2 separate regions of the Homo sapiens genome follow, and region 2 is linked to region 1. A link is an interaction called in ENCODE POLR2A ChIA-PET data of the cell type or tissue named here. Cell type or tissue: GM12878. All regions are shown on one strand. Each heading gives the region's core, and the rest is flanking DNA. Links, peaks and the distances in the headings are about the cores only.

Region 1 (5,372 bases), core at 246-5,245:
CTGAGAAATCTAAGGTTATAGAGATGCTGGTGGCAATTTACCGGGGGCCTACTATGTGCCGGGCACTGTGCTAAGTGCTTTTTTTTTTTTTTGAGACGGAGTCTCGCTCTGTTGCCCAGGCTGGAGTACAGTGGCTCTTGGCTCACTGCACCCTGCGCCTCCTGGGTTCAAGCGATTCTCCTGCCTTAGCCTCCCAAGTAGCTGGGATTACAGGTGCCCACCACCATGCCTGGCTAATTTTTGTATTTTTAGTAGAGATGGGGGTTCACCATGTTGGCCAGGCTGGTTTCGAACTCCTGGCCTCAAGTGATCTTCCCACATCGGCCTCCCAAAGTGCTGGGATTACAGAAATGAGCTGCCGTCCCCAGCCTGTGCTAAGTGCTTTTATGTGGACCACTTCACTTAAACCCTGACAACAACCCCATAAAGGAGGTGCTGTTATTGTCAACACCTTATGGATGAGGACATTGAAACTCAGAGGGGCTAAGTCACTCAGTCAAGGTCACACAGCTGGTGAGAGCGGGCACAAGACTCAAATGCAGGCAGTCTGGCTCCAGAGCCCTCACTCTTAACGTTTTGGGCCTGAGGCAGTGGGATGTAGACAGGAGGGCACTGGGGGACACAAGGCTGGACTGAGGGCCCAGATCTGCCATCAAGTGCCTGGATGAGTCTCTGTCCCTTTCTGGGCCTCAGTTTCCCCATTCCTAAAATGGACCAGATGACCTCAAACCGTTGCCTAGGCCAGCTTTGGCATTCTCTCCCTTTCAGGGAGGGTTGAAGTGCTATTATTAGCACGTGAATGCCTCTGAGAAGTCCTGCAGTAAAGAAAACCCAGTGAGTGGTTAACTGGAAAAGGTGACCAGCAAAAATAGTTACCTAATGGTTTGCAAGGATTTCAGGAATATGAACTTGGATTGAGTGCCCTGTCGGTAAGTCAGTCAGTTGACAACTATTTATTAATAGGCCCTTTGGGAGATGAAAAATGAACAAGACATGACCCTGTCTTCGAGTAGCTCCTTGTCAGGGAAGAAGGTAGCCAGGTGGAAGAGAATAACCACATCAGGTGGTCACTGCATGAAGGAGACCAGCCAGGGAGCTTGAGGTGCCAGGAGAGAACAGATATCTTACCCTGCCTAGGGGTCAAGGGAAACATGGCAGACGGAGTGACAATCAAATGGGATCTTGAAGGATGAGTAGGAGTTTTTCAGGAAGAGAATTGGTGGGGAAGGGCAGTCCCAGTGATTGAGGGGAACTGCATATACAGGTGATCCCCAACTTAACAAGGGATCAACTCACAATTTTTCGACTTTACGATGGTGCCAAAGTGATATGCATTCAGCATACTCCTTGACTACAAAGGAGTTACATCCAGGTAAACCCACTGTTAGAATAAGTTGGAAATGCGGTAAGTTAAAAGCGTATTTTTGCTGGGTGCTGTGGCTCACACTTGTAATCATAGCACTTTGGGAGGCCAATGTGGGTGGATCGCTTGGGCCCAGGAATTTGAGACCAGCCTGGGCAACATGGCAAAACCCTATCTCTACAAAAAATACAAAAATTAGCCAGGCATGATGGCGCACACCTGTGGTCACAGCTACTTGGGAGGCTGAGGCAGGAGTATCGCTTGAGCTCAGGAGGTGGAGGCTGTAGTGAGCCGTGATCTCACCACTGCACTTCAGCCTGGGCAACAGAGTGAGACCCTATCTCAAAAAACAAAACAAAACAAACAAAACCAACCAACTGAACAAACAAACAAAAAAATGCACTTTTGACTGACTTACAATGATATTTTCAACTTACAATGGGTTTATCAGGACTTAGCCACATTGTAAGTCAAGGAGCATCCGAACAAGTCTGAACGCAGTCTTGCTGTTCAGGGGAATGGAAGGTTCAGTGTGGTTGGCACAGAGAGAAGTAGAGGCTGGAACAAGATAGTGAAAGGCCTTGAATGCCACACCAAGGAGTTTGAACTTTATTCTGGTGTACCAGAAGGGAAAACCTAGAGGCCAGGAGTGCAGAGAGGAGGCTGGTACAGCCATCTGGGCCAGACCAGAGGGGGTCTGACTGCACTGAACAAATGGTACATCCGTCAGGGCTCATGGGGTTGCAGGAAATCCAGCACTGAGAGACCTAAGTGAAGAAGAAAAGGGCCTTTAGGTGTGGTTGAATCCAGGGGCTCAAAGGGTGTTGTCAGAAATCTTTTTTTTTGAGATGGAGTCTCGCTCTGTCACCCAGCCTGGAGTACAATGGCGTGATCTTGGCTCACTGCAACCTCTGCCTCCCAGGTTCAGGTGATTCGCCTGCCTCAGCCTCCCGAGTGGCTGGGATTACAGGCATGCTCCACCACACCCGGCTAATTTTTGTATTTTTAGTAGAGACGGGGTTTTGCCATATTGGCCAGGCTGGTCTCGAACTCCTGACCTCAGGTGATCCGCCTGCCTCGGCCTCCCAAAGTGCTGGGATTACAGGCGTGAGCCACCGCACCCGGCCGGTGTTCTCAGAAATCTGGTCACACTCACGGTGGTTGGGGCATGGGATGGTTTCAGTGGCCTAGTCATTCAATGCTTTCAGTGGTCAGGTCAGTATGGCTCCAGCAACATGCTCTGAATATGAAGGAGGCGGTTTCTCAAAGGGATTTCAAGATGCTGTTACCAGGAGAAGAAAGTTGCTATGCAGGTAAAAGCAGCAGCCCATCTTGGTGGATGGCGAGTGCCGCGGACTTGAGAGGAGGATGGGCACTTTCCCAGCCCAGGCCCCCGGCGGTTCTGAGGCTGAGGCATGTAACTCAGGGCTGGTGTGGTCAGGGCAGGCTTCATGGAGGAAATGGCCTGGAAGGAAGACCTGAGCAATTAGGTAGGGTCTGGGTAGACAGAGCGGGCATTGCAGGAGAAGGGGCCAAGAGAACAGAGGTGCAGAGGTGAGAATGAGCCGTAAGTGTTTGGCTGCCTGTGACATGCCAGGTCCAGAGAGCTGGTAGAGGGAGGTGAGGCTGAAGCTAGATGTTAGAGGTTCTCGAAGGCCAGGCACACTCTGGCCTGACTAGCAGGCCTCTTACAATATATAGGTCAGGGGGAAACAGTGGCTTCATTGCTCAGCAGCCTCCCATGGCTCCCTCCCCATGTCCCACCAGGGAGGCCCAAGGCTTAGCCAAGCATTCAGAGCCCCAGCATGCCCACTGCTGGGCCCTGGTGCTCTCCCAGGTGGGCATGCCCACCACAGTGCAAACAGATCGCTCCCTTTTCCCTCCAGACCTCCACTCGGCTGCTTCTCTGGCCTAAAACACACTCACCCTTTGGTATCTCCATCTACCCGCTGAAGGCCGGTTAAAGGTCTCAGCCTTAAGGAAGCCTCCCATGGAAAGCACCTACTCTCAGTTTTCAACTCCCAGAGCTCTTCCTTTTTATTTTTATTTATTATTTATTTATTTATTTATTTTTGAGATGGGATCTCACTCTGTCACCCAGGCTGGAATGCAGTGGCCACTGAAAGCACTCCATGCCCCCCTGACCACTATGATTGTGACCAGATTTCTGACAATCGTAGCTCACTGCAGCCTCCAACTCCTGGGCTCAAGCAATCTTCCTGCCTCAGCCTCTTGAGTAGCTGGAACTACAGGTGCACACCACCACACCCCACTAATTTTTAAAATTTTTTGTAGAGATGGGGTCTCACTATGTTGCCCAGGCTGGTCTCAAGCTCCTGGCCTAAAGTAAACCTCCTACCTTGGCCTCCCAAAGCCATGAGATTATAGGTATGAGCCACGGTGCCCAGCCAAGAGCTTTTTTTTAGTGTTTTTTTTTTTCTTTTTTCTTTTTTTTTGAGACAAGACTGGAGTGCAATGGCATGATCTCAGCTCGCTGCAACCTCTGTTTCCCAGGCTCAAGCGATTCTCCTGCCTCAGCCTCCCGAGTAGCTGGGATTACAGGCGTGCACCACCACACCTGGCTAATTTTTGTATTTTTAGTAGAGATGGGGTTTCACCATGTTGGCCAGGCTGGTCTTAACTCCTGACCTGAAATGATCCACCCACCTCAGCCTCCCAAAGTGCTGGGATTACAGGTGTGAGCCACCGTGCCAGGCCCGTTTTTTTTTTTTTTTTTTTTTTAATGCCCATTGGCCCAGCCAGCCTGAGTGGGGCGGGATGGCAGTAATGTGCCCTGGCTTTAGAGCCAGGCAAATCTGGGTGCAAACCCTCCTCTTGCCCCACCACTAGCTGTGCGACCTCAGCACATTTAAGCCCTGTATGAGGCTTAAATGTGGTTATAGGTACGAAGTTCTTGGCACATAGTAGGCCCTCATGCAGCTCTCACCATTTTGGTTATTTGAAATATGTCCACTTCAACCCTCTATGAGCTCAGGCCAGGCAGGAACCACACTTGTTTTTTTTTCTGCCTGCACTGCCTGGCACACAGAAGGGGACTGACTTGTAAGGGCTGACCTATCAATTTTCCTGGGCTGGGCAGACCCAGGCTCCCCTCCCCTCCCTGCCTGGGTGAGGCTGGGGTAGGCCCGAGGGCCCTACACCTGCTCCCTGAGACTGACCCAGCAGGCTGCTGGGTGCCAGCATCCAGCATCAATAAATTACTGGTGAGTTCAGGTGACGGGACAGATCCAGTGTCAGCTTCCTTTGTGTCCTGCAGAGAGGCTCAGGCCCTGGGATCCCCCTTCACAGGCCTCCCCCAACAAGGGCTCCATCAAAATGACAGAGTTGCCCACCTACTGTGTGCCAGGCCCCACCTAGGCACTTTGCACCGTATTTGATTGACGCTTCACAAAGATTCTGCAAAGCAGGCACTAGCTCCGTTTTACAGATGAGGAAACCGAGGCTTAATGAAGGGAAGTGACTTGCCAAAGACAAAATGAATATAAGCAAAAAAGGCCCCTGCCTCTCCAATTCAGCAGAAATCTTCCTGGATCTCATTGCAGTGTATAGTCAAAATACACACACACACACACACACACACACACACACACACACACACACACACTCTCTCTCTCTCTCTCTCTCTCTCAGGGATTTTCATTCATTCATTTATTCAGTAAACACATATGGGACACCTACTACGTGTCAGGTATTGTTCTGGATGTTGGAGATACTGCAGTGAACAGGACAGAGCTCTGCCCTCTAGGAATGTACATTCCAGTAGGTGAGATGAACAGAGACAGGAAACAAATACATATGTATTATAAAGGAAGGTGGCACTGAGTCCATGAGGATGAATCAAGTAAGGAACGGGAATGGAGGGCCACTGGGGGACTTTTAAGAAGGGCAGTCAAGGAAGGCTCCTCAGGGGAGGTGACATTTGAATGAAATCCCTCGACAAATTAGTTCTCTTATCTCTTTATGCTTTAGTTTCTGGAAAAAAGGGGAT
Region 2 (5,372 bases), core at 204-5,203, 260 kb after region 1:
ACCCCCCAGGGTCACTCCAGCAGGCCTACGAGCATGGAAATCCAAAAGACAATGTGTGGCCCATTTTTTGTATCTTCTTTTCCTGATGGTAAACAACATAAAATACTTTAGTGTTAAAAAAGGCACAGATCAGCCTGGGCAACATAGAGAGACCCCATTTCTACAAAAAATAAAAAATTAGCCAGGTATAGTGGTGCACACCTGTAGTCTTGGCTGAGGTGGGAAGATCACTAGCCTGTGAGGCTGAGGCTGCAGAGAACCGTGATCACGCCACTGCATTCCAGCCTGGGCAACAGAATGATGCCCTGTCTCAAAAAAAAAAAAAGGCACATATATTTTAAAGTATGATGTATAATAGTAAATTTAAAAGAATTTTTAAAACAAAACACAAAAGTTAAAAGAAATTTCATGCCGTTGCCCAGGCCAGTCTCAGGAACCTCCACGGAAAAACATGAAAAACACTTATTTGTCACTCTATCATTCTTCATTTTGTGTCCTTTTCCTTGTTGCTACATTATTTATTTATTTTTATTTACTTATTTATTTTTGAGGCGGAGTCTCGCTCCGTTGCCCAGGCTGAAGTGCAGTTGTGCAATCTTGGCCTACTGCAATCTCGGCCTCAAGCGATTCTCCTGCCTCAGTCTCCCGAGTAGCTGGGATGACAGGTGCGCACCACCACGCCCGACTCAATTTTGTATTTTTAGTACAGACAGGGTTTCACCATGTTGGCCAGGCTCGTCTCCAACTCCTGACCTGAAGTGATCCACCCGGCTCAGCCTCCCAAAGTGCTGGGATTACAGGCATGAGCCACTGCACCCTGCCCCTTGTTGCTATATTAAATAATGCCAGCATCCCAACTCAATCTTCATTTTCCCACTCCCACCCAGTTAAAATGTTTATTGAAAATGGCAGTGTGTCAGCCACAGGCATGTCATTTTCAAAAGCCTTAGTCATTTATGAGGACACCTTTTTGTAGGTACAATAAATCTGATTGATTTTTATTACACATCTTAGTTTAGAATCACTTTTACATTCCTAGACAAAGAGATGATACAAATAAATATCAATTGTAAAACTTAGAGCCCCAAGTATTGATTGGCGTATTCTTTGTCTAAAGGTAGCCAAAGAGAAGGTCAAGATCAGTAATAACTTCAAGGAGCCATGAAGCCCACTGCCTCCTGCCTGCCCCAGGATCACTCCTTTCATAAATAACCCCAGAAGCATTTCATTCAGGAAACAAGGGCAGGCAGAAAGGTGACAGATTTCTGAACAGTACAAAACAAAGCCTTGCGTGATAGACAATCACCAGGCCCACTATTCTTAGCCAGTTCCCTCAGAGCATTTTTAGTATGGCTTTTAGAGTATATTAACAGCCCCATTTTCGTCCACTGATGGGGTTCAGATGGTCTGAGGTGTTGTCTCCAGTACGCCTCAACCTCAAGTGGGAAATGTGAGGCAGAACTGATATCCATGTTAACAGGGAATCGACACTTCTCAGAAACTTGGCAACGATTCTACATTCAGTGAGGGAGGACTTGTCAGAGTCAGACAGGAAAAGCAGAGAGCGGCCCACGCCCCAGTTGCAGCACTCTGGCGCCCTTGGTCATGGAGGTGTGGGTGGAGCAATTCAAGCAGCATGCAGGCATTGGACGGGAAATAATCCAGCGTTAGGTCAGTCTTAAGAAAGTGCTTCATGCCTATGATTTGTGGCCTTGGGTTCTGAATCCAGGGGTCTGAGAGACATGTGACTTGAAAATATGAAGCCAGATACATTCTCCAGATCAGAGTAAAAGGGGGTCTATTGGGGGTTGCATACACAGTCTCAAACTCCTTCTCCTGATGGTCATCTTAGATCCTGTTAGACTTGCTTTCTGGCTTTGCTAGCTGCTGCCGGCATGAAGGCCCTCAGACGGCTCAGAACATTCTAGGTATGACTAGAGACATGAAAACCTAGTCCCTCAGTGGGCTTGGTAGGTCCTCTACATATTTGGCTCAATGCAGAACCCAAAACAGCAGCTTTCTGGTGACAGCACGACATTCTACAATCTGCTCTATTCAAATATTTATCGGATCCATTTTGAGAGAAGAAAAGCACCAGAGACTGCTTGGAAAGGGACAGCTTCATTTCCAAATGAGTCTTCTTTTCTTTCCACAGACCACCACATGAACACAGCTGAGTACAAGGCATGCCTGTCAACTTGTCTGTCTTCTCTTAGAAAAGTTCTATGTGTCACTTAACCACCCTTGGTCAGAAGAGTCACCTCGAGATACCAGTATTAATGTATAGGGTTATCTGCAGTTTTCTTTTTCTTTCTTTCTGTTTTTTTTTTTTTTTTTTTTTTTTTTGAGGGGGAGTCTCACTCTGTCACCCAGGCTGGAATGCAGTAGTGTTATCTCGACTCACTGCAACCTCCGCCTCCCAGGTTCAAGTGATTCTCGTGCCTCAGCCTCCCGAGTAGCTAGGACTAGAGGCATGCACCACCACACCAGGCAAATTTTTGTATTTTTAGTACAGATGGGGTTTCACCATGTTGGCCAGGCTGGTCTTGAAGTCCTAACCTCAGGTGGTCCACCCACCTCGGCCTCCCAAAGTGCTAGGATTACAGGCATGAGTCACCATACCCGGCCGGTTATCTGCAGTTTTCAATTCTCAGATTTGCTACATGAATATTTTTAGCCTACAGAATTCAGATTAGCTTTGAGGAAATGTGGTGTGAGAGACACGTGTAACCAGCAGAAAATCAGCTTAGGCTACCCACCTTAGCGTTTTGTTCTTATTCAAACAGGCAAATTCTTAGTAAATAAGAAAGAAGTAAAGTTTGATCTCAAGAAAATATGAGGGAAGGCTGAAAAGGGCCCTGGGTTCAGAAAGAAGGGTTACTAAAAAGGAGATAAGCCGCTGGACAACAGATCTCCATTTTGCAGAATGCTAAGACATTGCACTTAGTACCTCCTGTTTCCCATGGGTTCTGATCCAGAAATGTGCCCTGGGAACTGAGCAGCTGAGTTAAAATATAACTCAAGGCCCACCTGAGTCGCCACCTTCCTGAGGCACCGTGCCAGCAAGGTGCACCAGTGTGGCAGACCTGGAGACTCACTGTCCCCTCAGGCTTGGCTCATGGACTCAGACACCCACATGGGAATGCTTCCAGCCTGGATTAGTCATTCAATGGGCCTTCAATACAGACAAAAGGCAACAACTGCACATTAGTGTATTTCTAAAATTGGGCAAGTTCTTGGTCTCTGTCTCTCTTACAGACACATATGGACACATTCACAGAACACAGGCACCATCGTGCTCTCACACCCACACACACTTATGAGCTTCTCTTGAGGGAAAATGAGTAATATTCACCTAATGACCAACATAAAATGAAGCTCTGAATCTCAATAATACAAGGAACTAAAACTTACAAACCAAACTAGTAATATGTAAATGGGAATTCTGAACTCTCCTTTGAGCCTATTCAATCACACAGCTATTCTTCACCAGCATCTTAGGCTCTGCCTGGAGGGAGCCACAGTTCTAGGATTCGGTGAATTCTCTGCTGAAGGCAGGCAGGATTCCTTTGCTTCCATCTGTTATGTCTTCCCTGCCCACTGCACTGAGTCTCATGTCTCCATCTCTGCATCTGCCTAGCTACTCTTCTGCTCTCTATACCAATATGGAACAAAACGGGGAATTCAGAAGTGCCACAATACAGCTCCTTCCCTCAACTCCAGTCCCATCAGAGAAGGCAGAGACAGCCTCCTTTCTTCCACAAAACAGGCCCACTGCAGAGCATGCTCTGGATGCAGAGGATGGGCCCACACAAGGATGTTCAGAGTATGCGTGCATGGGAAAAGATGGTGACAAATGAAGAGTAAAGTGACATGGTGTATGGACATGGCACCAGCTTACAGACTTAGGTCTTTGACAGGATGGTCATGGTTTTGAGGTTTTAAAGAAGCTATTTCCCTAAACACTCAGAGAAGGCAAAGGGAATGTTATTTCTATTGCTCCCAACATTGAATCATTCAGAAGCAGAAATTGGAAGAGATTTCCTCACTGAGCAGGTCCCAAAGGCAGATCCACTTCTTACTGAGGTGCATGGAAGCAAGACTGCTGATGGTGCCCACCTGGGGCCTGGATCCAAATGCGATTTCTCATTTCTCCCTACAAGAACAGGCACCTATTCAAGTTCTAGGGTTTTCACTTTTCAACCTCACTGTCATTTTATCCCGAGGCTCCAAAGATGTGGTCCTGCTAAGGTGACTCCTGATTCTGCCCTATTGTTCAACAAGAAGGGAGCCCCATGTAAAGAACAGGCTAGAAAAGGAGAGAGGAGAGAAAGGGAGCACAGGGGAAGGGGGAGAAGAAGGCAAGGGGGAAGGAAGCAAGGTCACTGGTCATTCTCTTGCTTTCCACTTGAACTATCGCACTTTACCTTACCCATGCATTTCTGAGATGCTAATTAAAAGATGTTTCCCAGAGGGGCTGAGTGCCAGATTAGGAACAGCACGTTCAACCAGATTAAGTTGGTTGATCTGCAAAGAGGCCACCGCTTCTCCTCAGGGGAACAGTTCTGAGTTTGGGCCGAATCCTCTCTGCAGCTTTTTGCTAGTCTCTTCTCTCAGAAGGCAAATGCTGTTTCCGCCCTGGGAGAGGAGAAGCTGGCTTTACTTTGGAACCAGCCCCCGAGACTGTGGATAAAGCTGAGATGCAGGGGTTCCTGAGGAAGAGGAGGAGGATCCCGACTTCCTTCCACTTTTAGGCCTGCAAAAGTCAAACACATGTTTATATTACATGTCCCCATCTCTGTCCCTGACACATCAGATGTCATTAACATTTCATTTCAGGCCATTCTTCAATGGCCTGAAAACGACAAGTTCAACTGTAAAACCACTACACTGGCACAGCCTGAACCTTTGGGGATGGTGAAAATGGCCTCAGAACAGAGGTGTGGAACCTGAGAGAAGGAGACTCTGATGCTTAGCAATTGTTCTTCTTTAAAACCAAAGCTTGACTGTACTGTCCTTCCCTGATTGATAAAAAAATATTAAGTTTGCAGGTAGAATTTCTTCCATTTTGGTTTTCCACCCAATTGTTTTCCTACAACTTTTAATCCAGGATGTAATAAGACAGAATTACTAGTTTTGCACCACATGGGTGAGGTAAACTTAGCATGGAGGCCCAGAGACTGGGTTGTGGATCTGGATTGACCTATTTTTGAATTCTTGCTTTGGCCCTTACTTGCTGGGTTTCCTTAGAGATGGCTACTTTCTCAAATTCTCTAAGTTTCAGTTTTCTTGTCTATAAAATGGGACTGATTATAATATTTGCCTTCTAAGTTTTTACAGGAAATCATTAAGAGAATGTTTGTAAAGCACTT

Evidence for each region. ChIA-PET counts read pairs that join two places held together with the same protein. Peaks named below come from ENCODE experiments on the same cell type or tissue, not always from the same donor. Only the 100,000 strongest peaks of a DNase experiment are listed, where the experiment ranks them.
Region 2: POLR2A ChIA-PET joins it to region 1 with 8 read pairs; 2 of 35 experiments call an interaction of 5 or more read pairs at or near these places.

Annotation. Positions count from the first base shown.
Region 1 is chr20:32,591,149-32,596,520 of GRCh38, reverse strand. The region is part of intron 1 of NOL4L-DT (NOL4L divergent transcript); the gene reads right to left. Among named protein-coding and RNA genes, the nearest start is that of NOL4L-DT, 6.4 kb to the right of the region's middle. In GM12878, for the core only: no CTCF peak of the experiment used is centred there; a DNase peak (open chromatin) is centred at 2,590.
Region 2 is chr20:32,330,607-32,335,978 of GRCh38, reverse strand. KIF3B (kinesin family member 3B) reads right to left here. Exons shown (of 9, transcript NM_004798.4): 9 at 968-4,756. The coding sequence ends at 4,660. Among named protein-coding and RNA genes, the nearest start is that of ASXL1, 25 kb to the left of the region's middle. RefSeq lists an enhancer at 1,643-1,702. In GM12878, for the core only: no CTCF peak of the experiment used is centred there; DNase peaks (open chromatin) are centred at 2,311 and 2,678; H3K27ac peaks cover 3,536 bases.